2 separate regions of the Homo sapiens genome follow, and region 2 is linked to region 1. A link is an interaction called in ENCODE POLR2A ChIA-PET data of the cell type or tissue named here. Cell type or tissue: MCF 10A. All regions are shown on one strand. Links, peaks and the distances in the headings refer to the core of each region. The heading gives the core; the rest is flanking DNA. Region 1 has its middle 9.9 kb from the start of DEFB129. Region 2 holds the start of ZCCHC3 (zinc finger CCHC-type containing 3).

Region 1 (12,323 bases), core at 1,908-9,907:
TGAACATTATATTATATCCCAGAAATCAGCAATCTCAGATCACTCTTCCTCTTATTGCCCAAATTACAATGGCACAGCCACCTATTCTAGTTTTTTAATAGCTTTATTGAAGCATAATTGATATACAGAGAATTGAACATATTTAATGTGAATAATGGCATGAGTTTGGGCATATGCAAAATCCTGTGATACTATCACCACAATCAAGGTGATAGACGTATACATCACCTCCCAAAGTAACATGACCATATTTGTAGAAAACCCTGAAAACTTCACGAACACACACACAAAAATGTAGAACTAAGAAATAGATTCAAAAAAGTCAACATACAAATATCAGTGGCATTTCTATACACTTAACAATGAACCATTCCAAAAGAAAATCAAGGAAACAATCTATTTACAAAAGCAACAAAAAGAATAACATAGGAATAAACTTAACCAAAGAAGTGAAAGAGGTACATTAAAAACTTAAAAATATTGATGAAAAAATCAAAGGAAACACAAATAAATGGAAAGATATTCCATGTTTAGGTATTGAAAGACTTAACATTGTTAAACTGTTCATTCTGTCTAAAGCAATCTACAGATATAATACATCTCCCCCCTTCCAAATCCCAATGGCATTTTTTAAAGAAATGGAAAAAACAATCCTAAAATTCACAGGGTACCATAAAAGACCCAGAATAGCAAAATCAATCTTGAGTAAAAAGAACAAAGCTGAAGGCATCACACTTTCTTATTTCAAAATATATTACAAAGGTATAGTAATTAGGCCAGGCGCAGGGACTCACGCCTGTAATCCAGCACTTTGGGAGGCCGAGGCGGGCGGATCATGAGGTCAGGATATCGAGACCATCCTGGCTAACACGGTGAAACCTCGTCTCTACTAAAAACACAAAAAACAAAAAATAGCCGGGCGTGGTGGCGGGCGCCTGTAGTCCCAGCTACTTGGGAGGCTGAGGCAGGAGAATGGCGCGAACCCGGGAGGCGGAGCTTGCAGTGAGCCGAGATTGGGCCACTGCACTCCAGCCTGGGCGACAGAGCCAGACTCTGTTTCAGAAAAATAAATAAATAAATAAATAAATAAATAAATAAATAAATAATGGTGTTGGGAAAACTGGCTACCCACATGCAGAAGAATGAAATTGGATCCTTATCTCACCCCATATAAAAGAAATCAACTCAAAACGGATTAACGACTTAAACATAAGACCTAAAACTGTAAAACTACTAGAAGAAAACACAGTACTGTTCTGTATTTAAGCTCCATGACATCGTTCTGGGCAATGATTTCTTGCATATGACCCCAAAGCACAGGCAACAAAAGTGAAAATAGGTAACTGCATCCAGATTTTTTAACATATTCTTCTCTGCTACATATCACCTACCTCCATTCAAAGGTCACCTTTCCCCATCCTACTCATTTTTTAATACAGTGTCACTCTAAGAAAGACAAAGATTTTTCATGATGCCCCACAGTGATTCTAGAATATAACTAAAAAATATTTTCCTGGAAGTTTTTGCACAACAGAAAGGAGTTGCAATACAAAGCATAAGTTTAACACCTGCTAGATATGTGTTCTCTGAGGAACCCCAAGCCTACCTGATGGGTGTCAGATTCTCTCCCTGCTACAGCTATTTGTCAAACTCTTGAAAGTCCAGCTTTCCTTCCCATGGAAGGAAAATTCCCACGGAATGCTCTCTTCCGTGTTTACCCACAGAAAGGAGAGAAAGGTTCTTTCTCACACAAGTCTAAGGCCTTCCTCTAAGTCACCTTTTCCTATCATAGAACTCACCCAGCACTTCTCAGGATAAATGATACTGCAGAATATGAGTTTGCTTCAGGGAAATCCCATACCCACTGTGAAAAATATGGTAACTCTCCAATATCAGTTCTCCCCCTTTGCTAAGTAATAGAACCCTCCAAATATTAGGTTGACACAAAGCCGACCAGAGAAAAGGCTGAATTTCCCATCTAGAACTGGTCATTCTTCAATTCAGACCAGCCATAACTGGACACTTTTGCAAATATTCATTAATAGTCTTGGTGAAAACCTCAGATTTCCATTTTGCCAAAGTTTCCAAAGGAAAAGAGGGCCTTTTTCTAAGCCCTGAGAGCCCCACAGTGACAGTAAGTTCTCCCTTGGAATTCACCCTGGCATACCTCGGTGCTACCCCAGATCCTTTCCCTCAGGGGCTATGAGATTAGGTTTCATGGCCGAATGTGACGGTTCATGCCTTTAATCCCAACACTTTGGGAGGCCGAGGCAGGAGGATGGCTTGAGCCCAGGAGTTTGAGACCAGTCTGGGCAACATCATGAGACTCTGTCTATGTAAAAAATAAAAATTAACCAGGTGTCATGGTACATAACTCCAGTCCCTGCTACTGTGGGGCAGGGGCTGTGGGGGCTGAGGAGGGAGGATTGCTTGAGCCCAGAAGGTTGAGGCTGCAGTGAGCTGTGGTCGTACCACTGCACTCCAGCCTGGGCAACAGAGCAAGACCCTGCCTTTTAAAGAAAAAGAGAAAGGAGGTTGGGCATGGTGGCTCATGCCTATAATCCCACCACTTTGGGAGGCCGAGGCAGGTGGATCACCTGAGGTCAGGAGTTCGAGACCAGACTGGACAACATGGTGAAACCCCATTTCTACTAAAAATACATAAATTAGCTGGGTGTGGTGGCGGGCACATGTAATCCCAGCTACTCAGGAGGCTGAGGCAGGAGAATTGCTTGAACCTGGGAGGCGAAGGTTGCAGTGAGTCGAGATTGTGCCACTGCACTCCAGCCTGGGTGACAAAAGCAAAACTCCATCTCTAAATAAATAAATAAAAATAAAAAAGAGAGAGAGTGAGATTAGGACTCACCCTGGCCATCCCAGGTCCTGCCACTCCAGGTCCTGCCACTCAGGGACTGTGTGACTCTATATTTTTTTTAACTTCTCAGGCCAATATTAGAACCCAATCTGATCAAATTAGAAACCTATGAACATTCCACTTACTAGCAGTGCATTCATGGAGCACTTCACAGGGAGTCACCAAAGTATCAATCAATCAATAAACTACTACCCTACCCTGAACTATTAGGTTGGTGCAAAGTAATTGCAGTTTTTGCATTGTTGGAATTTGCTGTTTGATATTAGAATGCGTTCTTAAATAAATGTGGTTATGTTACACTTTTTTTTTTTTTTTTTTTGAGATGGAGTTTCGCTCTTGTTGCCCAGGCTGGAGTGCAATGGTGTGATCTTGGCTCACCGTAACCTCCTCCTCCCGGGTTCAAGCTATTCTCCTGCCTCAGCCTCCCTAGAAGCTGGGATTACAGGCCTGTGCCACCATGACTGACTAATTTTGTATTTTTAGTAGAGACGGGGTTTCTCCATGTTGATCAGGCTGGTCTCTAACTCCTGACCTCAGGTGATGCACCCGCCTCAGCCTCCCAAAGTGCTGGGATTACAGGCATGAGTCACTGCTCCCGGCCTATACATCATTTTAATAGGCATTTCTCACTTTATGTTTTTTGATAATGACTTATTACTTGCTGTTGATTTTATGTTTATTTTAGACTATGGAAATGATGTCAGACAAAAAGAAAATTCAAGCGATTTTCTTATTCAAGTTCAAAATGGGTCGTAAAGCAGCAGAGACAACTTGCAACATCGACTGCGCATCTGGTCCAGGAACTGCTAACGAACGTACAGTGCAGTCGTGGTTCAAAAAGTTTTGCAAAGGAGAGGAGAACCTCGAAGATGAGGAATGTAGTGGCCGGCCGTTGGAAGTTGACAACCACCAATTGAGAGCAATCATTGAAGCTGATCCTCTTACAACTATACAAGAAGTTGCTGAAGAACTCAACCTTGACCATTCTATGGTCGTTTGGCATTTGAAGCAAATTGGAAAGATGAAAAAGCTCGATAAGTGGGTGCCTCATGAGCTGAGCAAAAATCAAATCATCATTTTGAAGTGTCGTCATCTCTTATTCTACGCAACAATGAACCATTTCTCAATTGGATTGGGACATGGCAATGAAAAGTGTATTGTATGTGACAACCTGCTACAAGCAGCTCAGTGGTTGGACCAGGAAGCTGCAAAGCACTTCTCAAAGCCAAATTTGCACCAAAAAAAAAGGTCATGGTCACTGTTTGGCACTGTGATCCACTACAGCTTTCTGAATCCCAGCGAAACCATTACCTCTGATAAGCATGCTCAGAAAATGAGATGGAAATGAGATGCACCGAAAACTGCAATGCCTGCAGCCGGCACTGGTCAACAGAAAGGGCCCAGTTCTTTACGACAAGGCCTGACCTCATGTTGCACAACCGACACTTCAAAAGTTGAATGAATTGGGCTACGAAGTTTTGCCTCATCTGCCATATTCACCTGACCTCTCGCCGATCGACTACCACTTCTTCCAACTTTTTGCAGGGAAAATGTTTCCACAATCAGCAGGATGCCGAAAATGCTTCCAAGGGTTTGTTGAATCCCAAAGCACAGATTTTTACACTACAGGAATAAACAAATTTATTCCTCATTGGCAAAAATGTGTTGATTGTAATGGTTCCTAATTTGAGTAATCAAGATGTGTTTGAGCCTAGTTATAGTGATTTAAAATTCACGGTCTGAAATCGCAATTACTTTTGCACCAACCTAATATGTATGCAGGTGAATTCTGTCTGTCTTTGCTAAGCAGTGAGGTGATCCCGTGCTTAATGATGTTACTGCAAGCATGACAGCGGATAGAAGCGGGGAGGGCCAGTGATGAAGATAACTATTAGAGAGGGCATCCCAGTTGATTAGAAGCCCATCCCTAACTAACTACATCACTTCTAAAGGCCTGATTTCCAGTCCAGAACTACTTTGAAAATGTTGTTTATGAACTCAAATTGTTAGTTGTAAAAATTATGAAATGAAAGACTATTATGAGCATATATAAAATAAATTAGCCAGTAAATAACCTAAGATGATGAAGAAAAGAGCACTAAATAAAACCATAAATAAAAAGTTGGGAGCTTGGTAATGTCCAGAAAAAAATATATATTTACTGTAACAAAGCAAAGGCCTTTTGTTAGTACATGAGACTCAGAATGCCTTAAGGAATGTGCTGGGCTCTAGAGGGCAGGGCAGGCACACAGCAGCTGGCACTGTTTGTCCAGACTCCTGCCTGGACAAGTTGAATTAGAAAAATCCAAGCAAGAAACAGTGTCACTACTGGCTTCCCTGCTCTCTACTCATCTGCTCAGAGAGCTGCATGCTAGTTTGGCCTGTCCTGCACCCGTAGAGGACAATAGGTTATCTACATCCTTCACCACTAAGTGAGCCAATGGGCTGAACTGTGTTCCCCTCAAAATTCATATGCTAAAGCCATAACCCACAATGTCACTGTATTTGGAGGTAAAGCCTTTAAAGAGGTAATTAAGGTTAAAAGAGGTCATATGAGCAGGATCCTATCCAACATAATTGGTATCTTTGCGAGAAGAGGAAAAGATACCAAGGATATGCATACACAAAGAAAAGGTCATGTTAGGGCACAGCAAGAGGTCAGCCATCTGCAAGCCAAGGAAGGAGGTCTCAGGAGAAACCAAACCTGCCAGCACCTTGATCTTGGACTTCTCGTCTTCAGGACTGAGAGAAAATGAGTATCTGCTGTTTAAGCCACACAGGCTGTGGTATTCTGCGATAGCAGCCCTAGACTAATACAGGCCATAAAAAAGATAATATCCTTTCTTCCTTCTTTCTGAGCTCTGGGTAAATGGAGGTCAGATAAAGCCAGGTGTGATGGCACATGCCTGTATTACCCGCTACTCAGGAGGCTGAGACAGGAGGATTGCTTGAGCCCAGTAGTTCTAGGCTGTAGTACACTGTGATTATACCTGTGAATAGCCATTGCACTCCAGCCTGGGCAACATAGTGAGACCCTGTCCCCTCCCCAACCAAAAAAAAAAAAAGAAAGGAGGAGGGGGAGGAATGAGGTAGGAACAATAGGAACAACAGATGCTTTTTTTTTTTTTTTTTTTTTGAGACAGAGTTTTGCTCTTTTCACCCAGGCTGGAGTGCAATGGCGTAATCTCGGCTCACTGCAGCCTCCGCCTCCCAGGTTCAAACGATTCTCCTGCTTCAGCCTCCCGAGTAGCCAGGATTACAGGCACCCACCACCATGCCTGACTGATTTTTGTATTTTTAGTAGAGATGGGGTTTCACCATGTTGGCCAGGCTGGTCTCAAACACCTGACATCAGGTGATCCACCTGCCTCAGCCTTCCAAAGTGCTGGGATTACAGGCGCGAGCCACCGTGCCCGGCCAACAGATGCCTCTTAAAACACCCTGAGCCTCTGCCTTTATTCTAAATTTGTCAGTCACAGGCCCGGGAGAAAGCTGAGCAACTTCAATAGGATTTTTAACTCAAATCTAAGACAGAAGTTTATATAAAGTTGTAGTCAGACTCGGCTGTGTTCAGAAAGTATATTTCTTCCATTGCTCAGCAATTATTTATTAGCATCTATTCTGGTCTCTGGGCAAACATTAAGGACTAAGAAATGAATGAACTCTAATCATTTTCATTCTTTAAAAATTGTGCAGCCAAGAAAGAGAAATAAATAGGCAAATGACCACATAACAGCAAGACATGTATAGTGAAAGTCATGCTCACTGCAATAAAAAGAACCTCTAGCTCTGAGTGAGGAAGGGGGAGTGGGTGCTGAGGTTGTGGGAAAGAGGAAGCGTGGGTAGAGTGAGGCAGACTGCTGTGGAGTGGAGCTGTGGGAGTGGCTTAGAGCTTGCAGGAGTAAGGGAATGAGGTGAGAGTGGAGGAACGGCAGAGTGCATATTCTCAGTTGCCAGAGATTCTGGGCAGCTTCTTTCGATCTTTGAGGATTTGGGCAGGAAAGGGTGAGAAAGGCCCATCTAACAATCCTGCGCTTCATAATCCCCTGAATCCTTGAAATTATTACTAAAGCTTAATGCTGGGAAAGATCTCTGATTCCCCTGAATCTGATTTGGCAAGCCAATCAATCATTTGTGTTAATTGGGAAAGAAATCAAATATTTCTGTGTGAATATACTCATCTCAAAACATTTTCAAGATAAAGTGTTTTACAAACTATGCTTCTGAGTCAATAGGATTCAGCTGTTTCGTTTTCATTTCAGCAACTTAGAGGAAGTTTATCTTCAGAAAAAATTGCTATAAGACACTTCCTATAAGCCAGCCCTGTGCCAAATTATTTACATGAATCACCTTCTCTAGTCTTTAAACAGCCCTATTATGAATGGACAATTATCTCAATTTGACAGATGATGAAACTGAGGCTTGAAGAGATTAAGTTACCTAAGATCACACAATATGCCTCCAAAATTCGAAGAGGGCCGAAGGTTGTAATTGTGCAAGAAGAAGCAAATTTTCTATCTCTTTGAACCATAGACTGTGGATCCACTGCAACCTTGCTGAAATGGAAGTCTTTGTTGTTTCATGGGGGTTTTGCTGAATCTTCTGGCTTGTAGCAAGAAACTACTTTATCTTCACCAGATCTTATCAGCACATTGTATACCTGTGTGATACTCTGTGTGCTAATAAAATTATCAAGCTTCCTGTGGGTCCAAATTATGGCAAAAACGTAAGACAAAATGATAATCCCAGCACTTTGGGAGGCCGAGGTGGGTGGAACACAAGGTCAGGAGTTCAAGACCAGCCTGGCCAACATGGTGAGACCCCCGTCTCTACTAAAAATACAAAAATTAGCTAGGTGTGGTGGTGCGCACCTGTAGTCCCAGCTACTCAGGAGGTTGAGGCAGGAGAATCGCTTGAACATGGGAGGCGGAGGTTGCAGTGAGCTGAGATCACACCACTGCACTCTAGCCTGGGTGACAGAGCTAGACTCCATCTCAAAAGAAAAAAAAAAAGAAAAAGCACACGACTAGTTATCATAGATACTGTTGGCTACTGTTTCCTCTCTGTTGTGTGGGTCTGAGCAAAGAGAGGGAATGGGATGCACCGTGCTTTCAGCTCTCTATAGTCTCTTCTGGATTTCAGTGTTTCAGCACAGCCCTAAAAACTACCACATGATTATGCCCCACGTAACAGTCAGATCACCTTGTCTCTAGAGAGACCACGCATCCATAACGAAGAACCTCTTATAACCATGGGTTCCACATCTTTACGGCTTAATCACTGATGCTCTCAGTGAACCTGAAAATTGATCCTGCTGAACAAGATCAATAAACAGAGTTTTGATTCAAAGGCAGCCCAATGAGTTAATAAGTGCTCCATGACAATGCCAAAGAGGATTAAGGAAAGAATAGCAACCTGGAGGAAGATGTATAGAAAAGCAGACCAGGTGCGGTGGCATGCGCCTGTAGTCCCAGCTACCCAGGAGGCTGAGGCAGGTGAATCATTTGAACCTGGGAGGTGGAAGTTACAGTGAGCCGAGATCACGCCACTGCACTCCAGCCTGGGAGACAAAACGAGACTCTGTCAAAAACAACAACAAAAAAAAACCAATATTAATAATGCAAATATTTGAGTTACAGGGCATTTTTAAGAGCCAGATACAGTACTGGGAACCTTGAGTATATTATCTCATTTAGTCCTTAAAACAACCCCATAGACTTTATATAAATAATACAACTGAAAGTTTAACTTAAGTTGCTGAAGTTCACAGATAAGCAGTAGAATCAGGATTGGAACCCATGTCTCATCATATCAGAGACCCTACGCTTAAGTGCTATGCTTCCTTGACTCTCACTGGCAACAGCTTTGGTGCATGTACCTAATGCCAGTTATATCATAAAGGATCTACATGGATAAGCTTATTTCATACTCTTAGAAATGGTTTGGAAGAGGCCAGGCGTGGCGGCTCACACCTGTAATCCCAGCACTTTGGGAGGCCTAGGCAGGCAGATCACGAGGTCAGGAGATCGAGACCATCCTGGCTAACATGGTGAAACCCCATCTCTACTAAAAATACAAAAAATTAGCCAGGCATGGTGGCATGCACCTGTAATCCCAGCTACTCAGGAGGCTGAGGCAGGAGAATTGCTTGAACCTGAGAAGCAGAGGTTGCAGTGAGCCAAGATCACGCCACTGCACTCCAGCCTGGGTGACAGAGTGAGACTTCGTCTCAAAAAAAAAAAAAAAAGTTTGGAAGAAGCTATAGAAGTCTCGATATTACTGGTGACCCAGTATAAGGAGGAGTGGTGAATATCCCTATTCTAAAGGATTTCCTAATCCTGAAGGATTTGGACAGCTCCTGCAATTGCCAAATGTAAGCGGCCTGAAAAGTTCACACTTAGATTATTGCCTTTATTTTTGGCTCCCACACTGTAAAAGAAATTAGAATTAGAGCACAGATACAAAAGCTATGATAATGAAAGTCCTAAAAAAAATTCCATTAAGAAACACACACATATAAGTCAGAAATTCATTGGGAATACCTTTGCATTTTAAGAGATGAGAAGGAAAGAGTTAACAGTAGTCCTGAAATCAATTCTCTCCCTTTAACAGGAGATACTTCTGGCAGGAAAGAAAAAAAAAAAAAAAAAACTTGACTCTGACTCTGTCAGATCTCCTTATAACATGCTAATAAGAGACCTTCTGGTAAATATGCTAATGATATTCACTAGCAGAGGGGTCTTTATGTAGCAGAATGCATCTGCTCAGTCCTCAATTGCTTCTGGTAAACAAACTTAGAGTCTATGAATTTACAGGGCATGGCTCCTTGAAAAATGTCATGTGTTTGTAATGCTAAGTAATTGCCAGAGAATAAAATGGAGATGTTTCTAGCTAAAATAGCCCCTTTGGGTAGCTGATGGGCACCCATGCATCACAGACATCACTTAGAGATCTTTCATGTTAAACCTATCCCATGGCTTATTTTCATGAGGCAAGAAAGGACCTGGGAAGTGGTGTGGACATCCCAGACTTTTGCATTTTTACCTGCTTCGTAATTACCCGTATCCTTGAAATTATTACTAAAGCTTAATGCTGGGAAAGATCTCTGATTCCCCTGATTCTGATTTGGCAAGCCAATCAATCTTTTGTATTAATCAGGAAAGAAAGCCAATATTTCTATATGAATATACTCATCTCAAAACTTTTCAGAAAAGATATTTTCCATACATGGAAATAGCTTAATTAACTTTTTCTGATTATGAGGTTACTTATAGTCATTTTGAACACTCAGACAAAACAGAAAACTTTATGGAAGATAAAATAAGAATAACAAAATCTTTCCCAAAGAGAAAGACCATTAAATTTTTGTATATATCCTTCCAGAGAATACACAAATTATATGTATATATATTTTACATGTATACATATATAACAAAGACTAGCTTATACTACCCACGCTTTCCTGTCATTTTTCTTTTCTACCTAAGATATCACTGACAGTCTTTTATATAATAAGGATAGTCCTCAATTATCATCATTGTTTAAATGGAATTCTAATGTGTTAAGTGCCATAAATTAGCAGATTCTCTATTGATAGACATTTAGCTTACTTTTCACATTCTCACTATGAGTAATGCTAAGAAGGCAATATAGTTCTTGCACCTTCATGAACATATTCTTTTATGCTATGTGCATTATTTTGGGTCAAAGGGCAAGCAGAGTTTCATTTAATTTTGTTTTAGACATGGGCTATATATTGACAAATTGCCCTCCCAGGAACAGTACACAGTTTTTCTTATGTTGCCTCACCCATGCCAGCAGTAGCTAGAAAATGCATTTCCAAAGACTGGTGCTAATTTTCTGTGCATTCTGTGAGTGCTCAGTCAATTTAAGCAATAACCACTTAGAGTAACAAAATCTATTCACCCTAATAGCAGAGATTTCTACTTCATCCCTGGCTCACTGCCCAACTTTTGATCTCATCTAAGGCCAATAAATGTAGCTCCAGACAAGTGACACAGGTAGCTCTGTCCCCATCCAATCTACCCAGCTACTTCTCTTAAGGCACGTTCTGATCCTTCAAGCATGAAGTTCTTGCCTCTGGCTTTTGTTTCTCTCTTGTTTCTGGCTTCAGTGACCTTGAGTACCCTGGAATCTTCCATATTGAGAAAGAAATGATAGAGGGGAGGGGACATGGAAAAAAGAATTAAATATATCTATTTTTAAAAAGAAAGAAAATTTTAGAATGGACATGTCTAGAAGGAGGAGGAAACAGAGGAGGGGGACAGGTATAAAAACTGGACTTCTCTGAATATACTCTGCTTTGAAGGTTTGACTTTGGAATCATCTACATATTTTATCTAATACAAGAATATCGAAACTTAAATGGCAATCCCAAAAATCTAAAAGGAATAGAAATCAAATTAGCCTCTGTAATAAATGGGTTGTATAACCACACAAAGGACTATTTGAAATGACTTTCAAAGAGTAATTTGAGAATACTTCCTTATTGGAATATAACCTAAAAACAGAAGAATTGCAAACTGTTTTCAATGTTTTCAGTAATCATATTGAGACTTTAATACATATATTGTGGGATAAAGGAAATGAATGTTGGTGTCACTGATAGAGATAAGAAATAAAAGTTCAGGTAAAAATTCTGTAAATCCTAAATTTGAATTGGAATTTTATATTTTATTTTTAAAATACCTTTTTCTACCCCCATCCACTGAAAAGCCCTAGAAATATTGGCCAACCTAGTAGAAATGATTTCCCTCTCACCCGGGATATTATCTCTAAATATAATTTACCAAAGTCTTATTGAAGAAATTGCTGTTTCTGAGCTTGAAGCAACTATACAAATGTACCTGGAAGATTTTACCATACTGGAAAAAAGCAGCTTGACAAAGACTACTGAAGTCATGTCAAAAAAAACAAAGAAGTCAACTTGAAGGGGCTTTCTCTTGGCAAAGATGGGAAAATGTGAACCTTGATAAAAAATAATTGCATGCATTATTCACAGTAACCAAGATATGTAATCCACCTAGGTGTCTATGGATGGATAAATATATAAAGAAAATGTGATATACACAATGAAATATTATTCAGCCTTTAAAAAGAAAGAAATCCTGCCATTTGTGACAACACAGATGAACCTGGAGGACATTATGCTAAGTGAAATAAGCCAGACACAGGCAGACAAATACTGAATGATCTCACCTATGTGTGGAATCTTAAAATGTCAAACTCATGGACACAGAGAGTAGGATGGTGGTTACCAAGGGAGTTGAGGGAAATGAAGAAGTACTAGTCAAAGGGTACAAAGTTTCCGTTATGCAGGGTGAATAAGTTCGGGAGCTTACTGCATAGCACAGTGACTACAGTTAATAATACTGTGTTGTATACTTGAAATTTGCTAAGAGTAGATCTTAAATATTGTTACCACAGA
Region 2 (12,323 bases), core at 1,531-9,530, 61 kb after region 1:
TTGCTGGGCAACTCTGTACCAGGAAACCATTAAAAAGTAAAAGATAAAGGCCGGGCACGGTGGCTCACGCCTGTAATCTCAGCACTTTGGGAGGCCGAGGCAGATGGATCACCTGAGGTCAGAAGTTCGAGACCAGCCTGGCCAACATGATGAAACCCCATCTCTACTAAAAATACAAAATAGGATTAGCCAGGCGTGGTGGCGGGTGCCTGTAATCCCAGCTACTTGGGAGGCTGAGGCAGGAGAATTACTTGAAGCAGGGAGGCTGATGTTGCAGTGAGCCAAGATCACGCCACTGCACTCCAACCTGGACAACAATAATGAAACTCCATCTCAAAAAAAAAAAAAAGTAAAAGATAGGAATACATGACAGATCCAGGTAGTGACTTACTCAACAGCCATTCCTCCCCATCATCGCAACTATTGGATCCTGATCTTGTCCATGTATGCACTTGCCTTAATGGAGGCAGGCCCCAGGTCCAGCCCTAGTCCTAGTCCCAGCTCCAATAGTCATGACTGTCTGAGGCTGGACTTGGTGAGCCAATTTCCCTTTCCAGTTAGAGGTCTAGTCATAGATACATGATGAAAGTCTGGCTAAGAAGACAGGATGAGAAATCTACTCAAAGGCTTTTGGGAAAGGTTTTCATCACACTTTTAAAAAAAGGCATTGCAGAAAAACATTCCTTCATCTGCTGGTAGACATTGTCATATCTGTGTGGGATTCCTGGAATCGCGGAACTGTGAGGGGAGTTGGCCAAAGAGGATATACAGTGAATGGTAGAGAGGAAAATGTAAAAACCTTCTTCCTTGATAGCACTGTTGAGCCATTAAATTAACCAACCCTAGCCTGGCACAATAGTATGTGCCTGTAATACCAGCTACTTGGGAAGCTGACGCAGGAGCATCGCTTGAGGCCAGGCATTTGAGATCAGTCTGGGCAACATAGTGAGACCACATCTCAGAAAAAAAAAATTTTGTTTTAATTAGCCAGATGTGATGATGTGCACCTGTAGTCTCAGCTACTTGGGAGGCTGTGGTGGGAGGATTGCTTGAGCCCATGAGTTTGAGACTGCAGTGAGCTATGATTGTGCCACTGCACGCCAGTCTGGGCAACAGAGTAAGATTCTGTCTCTAAAAGAAATTAATTAATTAAATTAACCTTTCACCTATCTAGAAAATACTTGAGATTAAATAAGAAATCACATTACTGGGTGAGCAAATTTGAGTTGAGTTTTCTGGTACTTGCAGACCAAAAGCATTTTACTGAACCCTACGTCTGGAGGAACAACAAGATAGAAGGAACCTGGGTGGGTCCCTGACAACCTTGCAGGAGAAAGTCACCTACCTGTCCTTACTGCCTGCCAAATTCCGAGCTGCTTCATCAAAGAGAAATAAACCTCCACCTTGTCTGAGACCCTGTATTTGAGAGTCCCTTTGTTACAGTAGCTTAACCTGTACCTTGATTAATACAAAGAAGAGCTTGGCCACTGTCAGACAGCCTTCCTCATCAGACATGCTGACCCAGCATGGACACCCACTGAGAGCTGCCTGTGCCCCACATCTCAGGTACTTAACCAGTAATATTACTGCCTCCCACTTCAATTTTTTTTTGTTTTTGAGACAGAGTTTCGCTCTTGTTGCCCAGACTGGAGTGCAATGGCATGATCTTGGCTCACCACAACCTCTGCCTCCCGGGTTCAAGTGATTCTCCTGCCTCAGCCTCTCGAGTAGCTGGGACTACAGGCATGCGCCACCACAACCGGCTAATTTTGTATTTTTAGTTGAGACGGGGTTTCTCTATGTTGCTCAAGCTGGTCTCGAACTCCTAACTTCAGGTGACCCGCCCGCCTTGGCCTCCCAAAGTGCTGGGATTACAGGTGTGAGCCACCGCACCTGGCCCCACTTCAAATTTTTAAAAAAAATACATAAAAACATTTGCAAAAATGCTGCCATCTTAATCAAAGCCAAAACACACTTGAGGGGCCACTGACAATCACCTGTAACAAAGCTGTTGGAACTGGGATTGAATCAGATGGGGTCCATTTGCACTTACACCTGTTCAGGTGGCATTTCTGTGTTCACGAACACCTGATGGAACTTCCTGCCCCCAGGATAGGTGGGCAAGATGAGCTGGCCTTTCCTCCCTGCACATGTGAGGTGATAAATGTGATAGAGGGCCTCTCAGGCCTGCTTGGCTCCAGGCTCAGCAATGGCAACCTGGGCTCTGATTCCATCAACATCTTGCTGAGAGGTGGACTAGGCTGAGCAGGCAGTCTCGGGCTTCCATCCATGTCATTTGATGTGCTGGCTTTGTGGCAAATGTGCACAGCATCCTAAACCCACAATCCCTACTGTTGTCACTGGGTAAGATGCCGTGGTTCTTGTGGAGACACCTGCTATACTCGACATAACAAGATCCTAGACATTCCTTCTTATCATCTGCACAGCCCTCCAGAGCTGCTCTCTCCATACGGCCTCAGTGCCCATCCGGACTGCTCTCCTTGCAGGGTACCTGCCTGGCCCCTGTAGCTCCTGATGTAATAATCTCTGCAAAATTTGACCTGGAAAAAATGAAACTGACCAAAAGGATGGCCCTACACATACCAATGAAATTGTACAACAGAAGAAGATATGATTAGCAAAATTGGACATGGAGCCAGAACCTAATCCACAAGTCAAATATTTTCAAAATACAGACAGATGCCTTTAAAGTCCAACACAAAACAAAAATGCTCAAAATACGTTGATTATATGAGAGTTCCTGACTAGTGCAGTAAGACAAGAAAAAGTATAAGATTTGAAAAAAGAGACAAAACCTTCATTATTCACAGACGATATGATTGGCAATACAGAAAAGTAAAGAGATTCCAAAAACCACTGGAAATTTTTTAAGGTTTCAACTTTGTTGCCAGATATGGGGTCAGTACACAAAATTCAATCGTGTTTCCTCTAACGGACACCAACAAACCATATGTAACTTCTGATTTACAATAATTTCACTTACAATAGCAGTCAAACCACGTGGTACTTTGGAATAAATCCCCAAAAGTATGTAAGACCTTTATGAAGAAAACTATAATATTTTATTGAAATTCATAAAATAAGGCCTAAATAAGTGAGAAATCAAGTGGGGTCATTGATGGAAAGACTCCGTGTTATAAAGTGGTAATTCTGTACAAATGCAGTGCAACGCCAATTAAGATCTCATAGTTTCCTGGAACTTAGTAGGCAGGTTGTGAAATTTATATGGAGGTTCCAAATATAGCTGAGACCATCTTAAAGAAGACGAAAGAGAGAGAAGAATGTTTCCCATAAAAGAAGAAACTGGAGTTCAGATTTCTCTTTGGAAACTGAAAGATCCCCCCACAGTGGACCCTCACTTCTGGAGAGGAATATTCAGCTACAGTTGACTAGCAGTTGCCCCTTCAGATAGAATATTCGATCTCCAGTTCACCCAGTATATCTTCTACTTAAGGCACCTGCCTGACCCTTGCAGATATTTGATTATGTGATAGTTACCTGGAGTGAGGGCTTAAGATAAGAGGAATGGAAGAGATTGTTTAAAATACATCTATTGTTTGGTTGTGTAAGTATTCTCCTCATGGTGAAACTTGACCAGGCAAGTAGAAAGAATAACAGAGAAGTATGTGAATCTAAGACATTGATGTTTCTGGTAATGGTGAAGTTCCGAGTATGATCACGGGAATGCGTGGCTGAGAAGGGATAAAGGAAATGGTGCCTGAGGATATAAAGTGAGAGGACTGGAAAGTGCAAACGGCCCAAGTCAGTGGCTCCCCTGAGACCAATACCAGCAGTTGGGATGAAGGGAATCTGCCTGTTAACAAGGTTTCCTAGGATCTGATGCACAGTTCTTGATCCACGGCGTCAGAAATAAAGTGGTTAAATAAATATAAGCTACCGGCCGGGCGCGGTGGCTCACGCCTGTAACCCCAGCACTTTGGGAGGCCGAGGCGGGCGATCACGAGGTCAGGAGATCGAGACCATCCTGGCTAACACGGTGAAATCCCGTCTCTACTAAAAATACAAAAAATTAGCCAGGCGTGGTGGCGGGCGCCTGTAGTCCCAGCTACTCAGGAGGCCGAGGCAGGAGAATGGCGTGAACCCGGGAGGCGGAGCCTGCAGTGAGCCGAGATTGAGCCACTGCACTCCAGCCTGGGCGACAGACCAAGAGTCCGTCTCAAAAAAGAAAGAAAGAAAGAAATATAAGCTACCTATACGTGGGGCTGCCTATTAACTCCGCCAAGTGACTTAACTCCTGCCTCTTTATCTGTAAAATGGGCATAATTACAGCATTGTTTTTGGAAGATTCCATGTAATAAAGTCTGAAGTGTGCTTAACACAGTACTGGGAACTTAAGCAGCACTCACACTTCATCCTAAATACGACGAAAGTCTTTTCAAAAAAATAAAAATTAATGCAATATGACTTACTTGGAAATGTATCAAAAAATAAAGACCGATGAATGGATCGAGGCGTAGTGTGACAGAGTAAAATTTTAATGATAAAAAGTTAATGGTAAAATGTTCACTGTAAAACTTTCAACTTTTCTTCTTGAAAACGTGCATAATCCGACGTGGGAAAAAAAATAACGCATTGCAGTCAGTTCTGGGGAAACGGAAAGCTAAGTTTTAATTTTGCTATTGCTTTTGCTTTTTTAACAGAAAAGGTACAAAAAAGAAAAAATGGGAGAGATGTTGCCGAACTCCGTCCCGCCTGTGGGCTGTGGGCCGTTAGCAAAGCTGCTAGCATGAAATCGTCGAGCACCGCTTGCGAAACGCCAAATCCTCGAGAGCGAGGCCGGAGGCTGCCAAACCCGCGCTGGGGAAAGGGCCGCCTCCGGGCGCCCCATCCCGCTGCGGACGGAGGTGAGGTTGGAGCGAGCGCTGGCGGAAGAGAGGCTCAGCGCAGGGGGCGCAGAGCCGGCGCTGGCCAATATGCGCCGCATGTGATACCTTTGAGGGCGCGGCGGGGGAGGGTAGCGTCAAATTTCAAAAAAAAAAAAAAACCAAACCCACACAGCCCCGGCGGGCGGGCGCGCGCGATGGGCGCCCTTTGGCTGCGGGAGCGAGTGGAGGATGCTGGGAAGGAGGTAAAATGGCCACCGGCGGCGGCGCGGAGGAAGAGAGGAAACGGGGGCGGCCGCAGCTTCTGCCCCCCGCGCGGCCCGCGGCCCGGGGCGAGGAGGCCGACGGCGGCCGCGAGAAGATGGGCTGGGCCCAGGTGGTGAAGAATCTAGCCGAGAAGAAGGGCGAATTCCGCGAGCCGCGGCCGCCGCGGCGGGAGGAGGAAAGCGGCGGCGGTGGAGGGAGCGCCGGGCTCGGCGGCCCCGCGGGCCTGGCGGCGCCGGACCTCGGCGACTTCCCACCGGCTGGCCGCGGGGATCCGAAGGGCCGTCGGAGAGATCCGGCCGGCGAGGCGGTGGACCCCCGCAAAAAGAAGGGCGCTGCGGAGGCGGGCAGGAGGAAGAAGGCCGAGGCGGCGGCGGCCGCCATGGCGACCCCGGCCAGGCCCGGCGAGGCCGAGGACGCGGCCGAGCGGCCCCTCCAGGATGAGCCGGCGGCGGCGGCAGGCCCGGGCAAGGGTCGCTTCCTCGTCCGCATCTGTTTCCAGGGAGACGAGGGCGCCTGCCCGACCCGGGACTTCGTGGTAGGAGCGCTTATCCTGCGCTCCATCGGCATGGACCCGAGCGACATCTACGCGGTCATCCAGATCCCGGGCAGCCGCGAATTCGACGTGAGCTTCCGCTCAGCGGAGAAGCTGGCCCTGTTCCTACGCGTCTACGAGGAGAAGCGGGAGCAGGAGGACTGCTGGGAGAACTTTGTGGTGCTGGGGCGGAGCAAGTCCAGCTTGAAGACGCTCTTCATCCTCTTCCGGAACGAGACGGTGGACGTGGAGGACATTGTGACTTGGCTCAAGCGCCACTGCGACGTGCTGGCCGTGCCGGTGAAAGTGACCGACAGGTTTGGGATCTGGACCGGGGAGTACAAATGCGAGATCGAGCTGCGCCAGGGGGAGGGCGGGGTCAGGCACTTGCCAGGGGCCTTCTTCCTGGGGGCCGAGAGGGGCTACAGCTGGTACAAGGGGCAGCCCAAGACATGCTTTAAATGTGGTTCCCGGACCCACATGAGCGGCAGCTGCACGCAGGACAGGTGCTTCAGGTGCGGGGAGGAGGGGCACCTGAGCCCTTACTGCCGGAAGGGCATCGTGTGCAACCTCTGTGGCAAGCGAGGACACGCCTTTGCCCAGTGTCCCAAAGCAGTGCACAATTCCGTGGCAGCTCAGCTAACCGGCGTGGCCGGGCACTAAACACCCGCCTGCCTGCCAGGGTGAACACACAGCCAGCTTATCCCTCTTAAGTGCCAAAACTTTTTTTTAAACCATTTTTTATCGTTTTTGAAGGAGATCTTTTTAAAACCTACAAGAGACATCTCTCTATGCCTTCTTAAACCGAGTTTACTCCATTTCAGCCTGTTCTGAATTGGTGACTCTGTCACCAATAACGACTGCGGAGAACTGTAGCGTGCAGATGTGTTGCCCCTCCCTTTTAAAATTTTATTTTCGTTTTTCTATTGGGTATTTGTTTTGTTTCTTGTACTTTTTCTCTCTCTCCTTGCCCCCCTCCCGCCCTCCCCGCCCCATACCTTTTCTTCCCCTGGATTTTCACCCTTTGGGCTGCCTTGCTCATCTTTATGCCCCAGCACTAGGTACGGGGCCCAACACGTGGTAGGCACTCCATCAGTGTTTGCTGAATTGAAAACATTGTTGACTGTGGCTTCTATCAGAGTGTCTACCTTTTGCAGCTCTTCCCCTCCCTCATTTAATTTGCTGCTTTTAATCTACGTGGTCTGAGAATTTGTGAAACCAGTGTTGTTAGAAGTGTATATAATCTGAATCAATAAGCTCTGAATGGTGGCCAAGGGCCTCTCTTATGGCACAAAGATGCATGGACTTCATGACAGCTCTTTTGGTGGCTCAGAAGCCATTTTTTATAGAATCATGGAATCTAGAATATTCCTGCTGGAAAGAACCTGAGAGTTGGTTTGGACCAATTCCCTGGTTTTCCAGCAGATGAAACAGGCCCAAAGAGGTTAAATGACTGGGTGAAAATCACATAGCTGTCTGGTGCCAGAGCCAGCCTATAGTAGAGTCCCCTGACCCCAAGCCCGGTGCTCATTCCACTACCTCTCACACTTCACAACAATTTCCTCAACACTTGAGGGCCCAGAAAGTCTGATCTCTCCAGAATGATCAGCCCAGAGGAATGCTGAGAAATCACCTGGAGGAGGGAGCAGAAAGAGAAGGTTTTTAAGGAGGGGCTTCTGAATACTTGGGAGATACGGAACGGACCAAGGACCACACTCCAGGGTGCATTCGTTGCTCCCTGGGGCACCACTTCTGGATTACAGTGTGCCAGGTCCTTTGGAGGCCCTACCCCTTCCCCATTCATTGCCACCAGTGAGAAATGGGGGTGCCCCTGTGTAAAGAAACCTACCAAAGGTTTACATTTGCACCTTAGCCTCAATAGCTACGAACCCTAGAGAAGCAGCTAGCTGGAGCTCATGTGCAACTCCTGATTCTCAGGAGAAAGATGGATTTTAACCCAAAATTATGAGTGAGCTGTTAACTCTAAAATGTACTTGGGAGATAGGCCAAGCGAGAGGTCATGGGCCAACTAAGTGTTATCCAGTAGAAAAGACAGTACACTGCTTTTCTTTTAGTGTTTGCTTTTCCTTTGCTATATGTTTTGCTATTTCCTTGTGGCTTAGAATGTAAAATTGATTGTTAAAAGTTTTGTTCTGAATAAATATTTATCTTTTGTATTGCTAAAACTGGTGCACTATTTCCTTTCAAAGTGTTAGATGCACAGTTACCCAGCTCCAGACCGTATTTCAATCCCACTTCCCCTACACTCCATTTGTTTACCTTGCTAAATACATTTCCCACCCCTGCAGGCAACACTTAGCACCTACTACGTTGTGCCGGTCCCTTTGCATCACAATCAGCACACTGTTAAAACGGGTTTTAAGTCCTAACACAGTTCCAATAAATCAGAATCACTGTTAGAGGAAGTGAAACATTTTAGTTAATCATCCTCAAGCAATTCTGATGGGCAGCCAGGTTTGAGACCAGAGTATAAGATGTGTGAGCTGAACCCTGCCCTCAGGGAGATTACAGACCTGTGGGAAAGAGAGGTGGTTTGCCAGCTTCCTCGTCTTTCTGTTACTGTAAGCGCGCGCTGTGGATGGGATGCAAAATATTCTTGGGTTCTGGGAAAATGCCATTTCTTCCAGCTGTTGAAAAAGCGGGATCCAGGGAGCTGACTTCTCCAAGTTAGCCCCCACTGGAGACTGGGCCTGCAGGCAGAATAGGGTCAAGGTCCCTGGACTTCAGGTCCAATACCCTGCAGACCCCAGATACAACTCTCTGAAGGATTTTCCAGCTGGTGATGCTAGGATGATCTGATCCTGAGAGTTAAACGTTCCCAGTATATTGACTCTGACTCAGTGATTTGAGGATATTTCCAGAGCTGATCTGGAGTTGGGACCTGGTAGGCTCTTGGGAATCCTGTCTTTCAGAGCCAGTTCAACCCCTCTCCTTGTCTCCCAAAGCAAGCAGACTCTCCCCTCCCTCCCATCCCTCTTTCCCGTCTTTGCCAGCGGTTTCCCTCCCTCTCACAGAGCTGGAGGCCAGGGGCCAGGAGAAAGCCTGCATTCACCATACTCTCCACTCCGTTCCTCAAAGCAGGCACTGTGCCAGGGAGCCTCCTTGAAGGAACCTTCCCTCTCCTGGCCCCATCCCCCCACTCTCCAGGAGGGAGGAGAGGAAGAAACTGTTTCCCTGCCCATCCCCCACAGGATCTGCTTCAAGGCCTCCTGCCTGGTGGCCCAGGGACAGCCAGGGGCTGGAGCTGAACAAACCTCCCCCAGCTTCCTTTCCTGATCAAGCAGCCCTCAAATTACAATTCTTCACTGTTTTTGGGCTCCTGGAAAGTGTGCAGAGATGCCCGGACTGAGGCTGGTTGACTAGGGGACATTGATTCATTCCACTTCAACAAATACGGAGGGCATTAGAGCTGGGCCCCATGCAAGGCCCTCTGCATAGGCTGCCTTGAACAAGACAGTGCACTTGCAATGGAAGGTACAGATAAGTAACAGTAGGCAATGTTTACAATCATATATTTAACAATTTTTTTTTGAGACAGAGTCTCACTCTGTTGCCCAGGCTGGAGTGCAGTGGCATGATCTTGGCTCACTGCAACCTCCACCTCCCGGATTCAAGCGATTCATGTGCCTGAGCCTTCCAAGTAGCTGGGATTACAGGCACGTGCCACCACGCCCGGCTAATTTTTGTATTTTTAGTGGAGATGGGGTTTCAGCATGTTGGCCAGGCTGGTCTCGAACTCCTGACCTCAGGTGATCCACCTGCCTCAGCCTCTGAAAGTGCTGGGATTACAGGCGTGAGACACCGCACCCAGCCAACATTTGTCCTGTATAGAATTGTCTGAAGTAAAGGTTTCCCTAGAAGAGAAAACGTCCTGACTGAAACCTGCAAGATGAGTAAGAACCAGGCTAAGAGTGAAGAGACAGCCAAGCAGCAGAAATAGCAGATGTAGAGGCCTGGAGGCCAGAGAGCACACAGCGTGTTCGGACTGGCCAAGAGTCAGGGGAAGATGTGGCTGGGAGAAAACGCCGAGAAGAGGTGTCACAGGGCTTACCAGCCATATTTAAAAACGTGGATTTTGTCCTCAGAGCCTCCAATCAGGCCTCCTCCATTCCATTCATTCTTTCAACACATGCCTGTTAAGCGCCAACTCTATAGGGGCCTTTTCTAAGCGATGGAACACAGCATGGAGCAGGATAATCAAGTCCCTGAAGCTCAGATTCTAGAGTCACACAAGTACATAATTACAGACGATGATGCACTAAAAGAAACATACAGGGTGAGATCCCTGTTTAACAAGCAAAGCTGATCCAGTCTTAAGGATCAGAGAAAATGTTTGAACTGAGATGGAAAAGACATAAAAGGAGTTAATCGAGAGATGGGGCTGGGGATTAAGGGATGGCAAGGGTATTAACCTAGGCAAGAGGGATAGCAAGTAAAACAACCCTATAGTGGGAGGAGGCATGACCACTTCTAGAGACTAAATGAATCAGTCTAAGTTTAGAAACAGAAACCACTCTTGCTGTTGAAGAAAATGCTGGTCCCTGGGCTGGGTATTAGGAATGACTCCTAGAACACCATAGAACTGCCAGGGGAGTTACTACCTCTCACAGTCAGAAAGACAGAAGCCAGGAGGCCACCACTGGAAAGGCTGAGCATGAGGACACAATGGTGAAGCTGCCACCCAAAGACAGGATCCTGGGATCAGAAAGTCACTGCCAATGCCACTGGCAGGACAGTGAAATGCCAAGTCCTTTCCCTGCCTCTACAAAGCCAGGGACTGTGCACTACTGTCTCCGCAACCATTTACAGGTAAAAACAGCCCAAACTGTCTGGCTTACTTATGCCTCCCTTCCATCTTTTATGCAAATACATCTAAGTGCTAGAGCCCTAGCTGCAAGGGAGTTGGGAGATGTTTTAGCTTTCCAGCATCCGCAACATAGGAAGGCACATAGAATGGGGATGGGTGCTGTCTGTCAAAAGACAATATCCAGCACAAAAAATGTGACTGCAGTGCAGAGAAGAGGAGCTCGTGGGAGCATCTGGTAGGCCATGTTAAGAATGTGGGTCTAAGAACGATGTGCCATTGAAGGACTTGCAAGCAAGAGAGTAACATGATTAGATTGGTTATGTTTTACAAGCATCATTCAGGATAGTTGGTGGAGACTGGGTCAGAGGAGAGCCCAAGGGGAAATACAGTATAGTTCACCCAGGTCTCTCGAGAGATGAGGACATCTTAGGCATGGAAGGCGGAGATGTACAGAGAGAAACAGCCGAGTAAAGAAATCTTTCAGAGTTTAAGTCAACAAGATTTGGAGCTATATTTGACATGGGCTGGGAGAAAGTTAAGTACCAAGGATGTTGCCCAGGTTTCTAGCTTCTGCAGTTGGATGGATGGTGGGGCTTTTCCCTGAGATGCGAAACAGAAGAGAAAATCCAAGTTTAGGGTGAAGGGCTTGAATTTGATTTTGGATATATTGAGTTTAAGGTCTCCGTAGAGGATATCTAAGAGGAGATGTGGAGTAGGCGGTTGGATACACACAGATCTTACATTCCTAGGAGAATTCTGGCCCTGAGAAATAAACACAGGAGTTGTACAGCTGTGGCTTTCAAACTGTTTTACCACATCCCACAGTAAGATATATATTTTACATTGCAGCCATCATACATATGCATGTGTGTATTTATATCTAAATCTGAAATAAGCTTCCTCAAACAATATTTGCCCTGTGCATGATGCACCTTGACACTTTCTATTCCATTGCTTCATCCTTTTGTCAATGCTTATATGACGTGTTAAACTGATTTCACACTCTCCTAATGGTCAAGAGAGAAAGCAGAAGGAAAGATTATACCAACTAAGATTGTGCCTCAAGCAACTTTGACACAGTTTTCCCTGATGGAAAAGGAGATGGTGAAAAACTAATAAGGGACAGCCAGAAAGGGAGAAGGAAAACCAGAACGTGCAGAAACACATAAACCAAGGGAGGACATTTCAGGTGGTAGGGGTTAACAATTGTGTCAAGGGCTGCAAGAAATCAAGTAAAATCAGCTCTAAGAAATGTCAATTGAGGCCGGGCGCGGTGGCTCATGCCTGAAATCCCAGCACTTTGGGAGGCCGAGGCGGGCGGATCATGAGGTCAGGAGATTGAGACCATCCTGGCTAACACAGTGAAACCCCGTCTCTACTAAAAATACAAAAAATTAGTTGGGCGTGGTGGCGGGCGCCTGTAATCCCAGCTACTCGGGAGGCTGAGGCAGGAGAATGGCGTGAACCCAGGAGGCGGAGCTTGCAGTGAGCTGAGATTGAGCCACTGCACTCCAGCCTGGGCGACAGAGCGAGACGCCGTCAAAAAAAAAAAAAAAATGTCAATTGAGATCAGAACTGAAGAGTGCCCTAGGATTGAGTAGTGTGGAGGTTATCAATAAGGGCCTTTTAGAGGAAAGTGATGGGGGCAGATTAAGGAGCAAATGATCTTTCTAAGATGTCAATCTGGCACGCTGACCATTTTATTCCCATGTCACGTCCTCTGGGACTCCCTTGTGCACTTGGAACCCAGCCTGGTACCCGATCCCTTTCACAAGAGGCTCCTGGACTCCTTTCCAACCTTACTCTCAGCCAGATTGCCCATTACATCCCT

Evidence for each region. Peaks named below come from ENCODE experiments on the same cell type or tissue, not always from the same donor. Only the 100,000 strongest peaks of a DNase experiment are listed, where the experiment ranks them.
Region 2: POLR2A ChIA-PET joins it to region 1 with 18 read pairs; 6 of 35 experiments call an interaction of 5 or more read pairs at or near these places.

The regions. Positions count from the first base shown.
Region 1 is chr20:230,970-243,292 of GRCh38, forward strand. No RefSeq gene overlaps it. Among named protein-coding and RNA genes, the nearest start is that of DEFB129, 9.9 kb to the left of the region's middle. In MCF 10A, for the core only: a CTCF peak has its summit at 5,110 (motif pointing right); no DNase peak of the experiment used is centred there.
Region 2 is chr20:292,472-304,794 of GRCh38, forward strand. It overlaps ZCCHC3 (zinc finger CCHC-type containing 3), which reads left to right and starts at 5,099. Exons shown (of 1, transcript NM_033089.7): 1 at 5,099-7,850. The coding sequence starts at 5,116. The coding sequence ends at 6,327. RefSeq lists silencers at 5,203-5,292, 5,473-5,542, 8,734-9,028. In MCF 10A, for the core only: no CTCF peak of the experiment used is centred there; DNase peaks (open chromatin) are centred at 4,920, 5,830 and 6,210.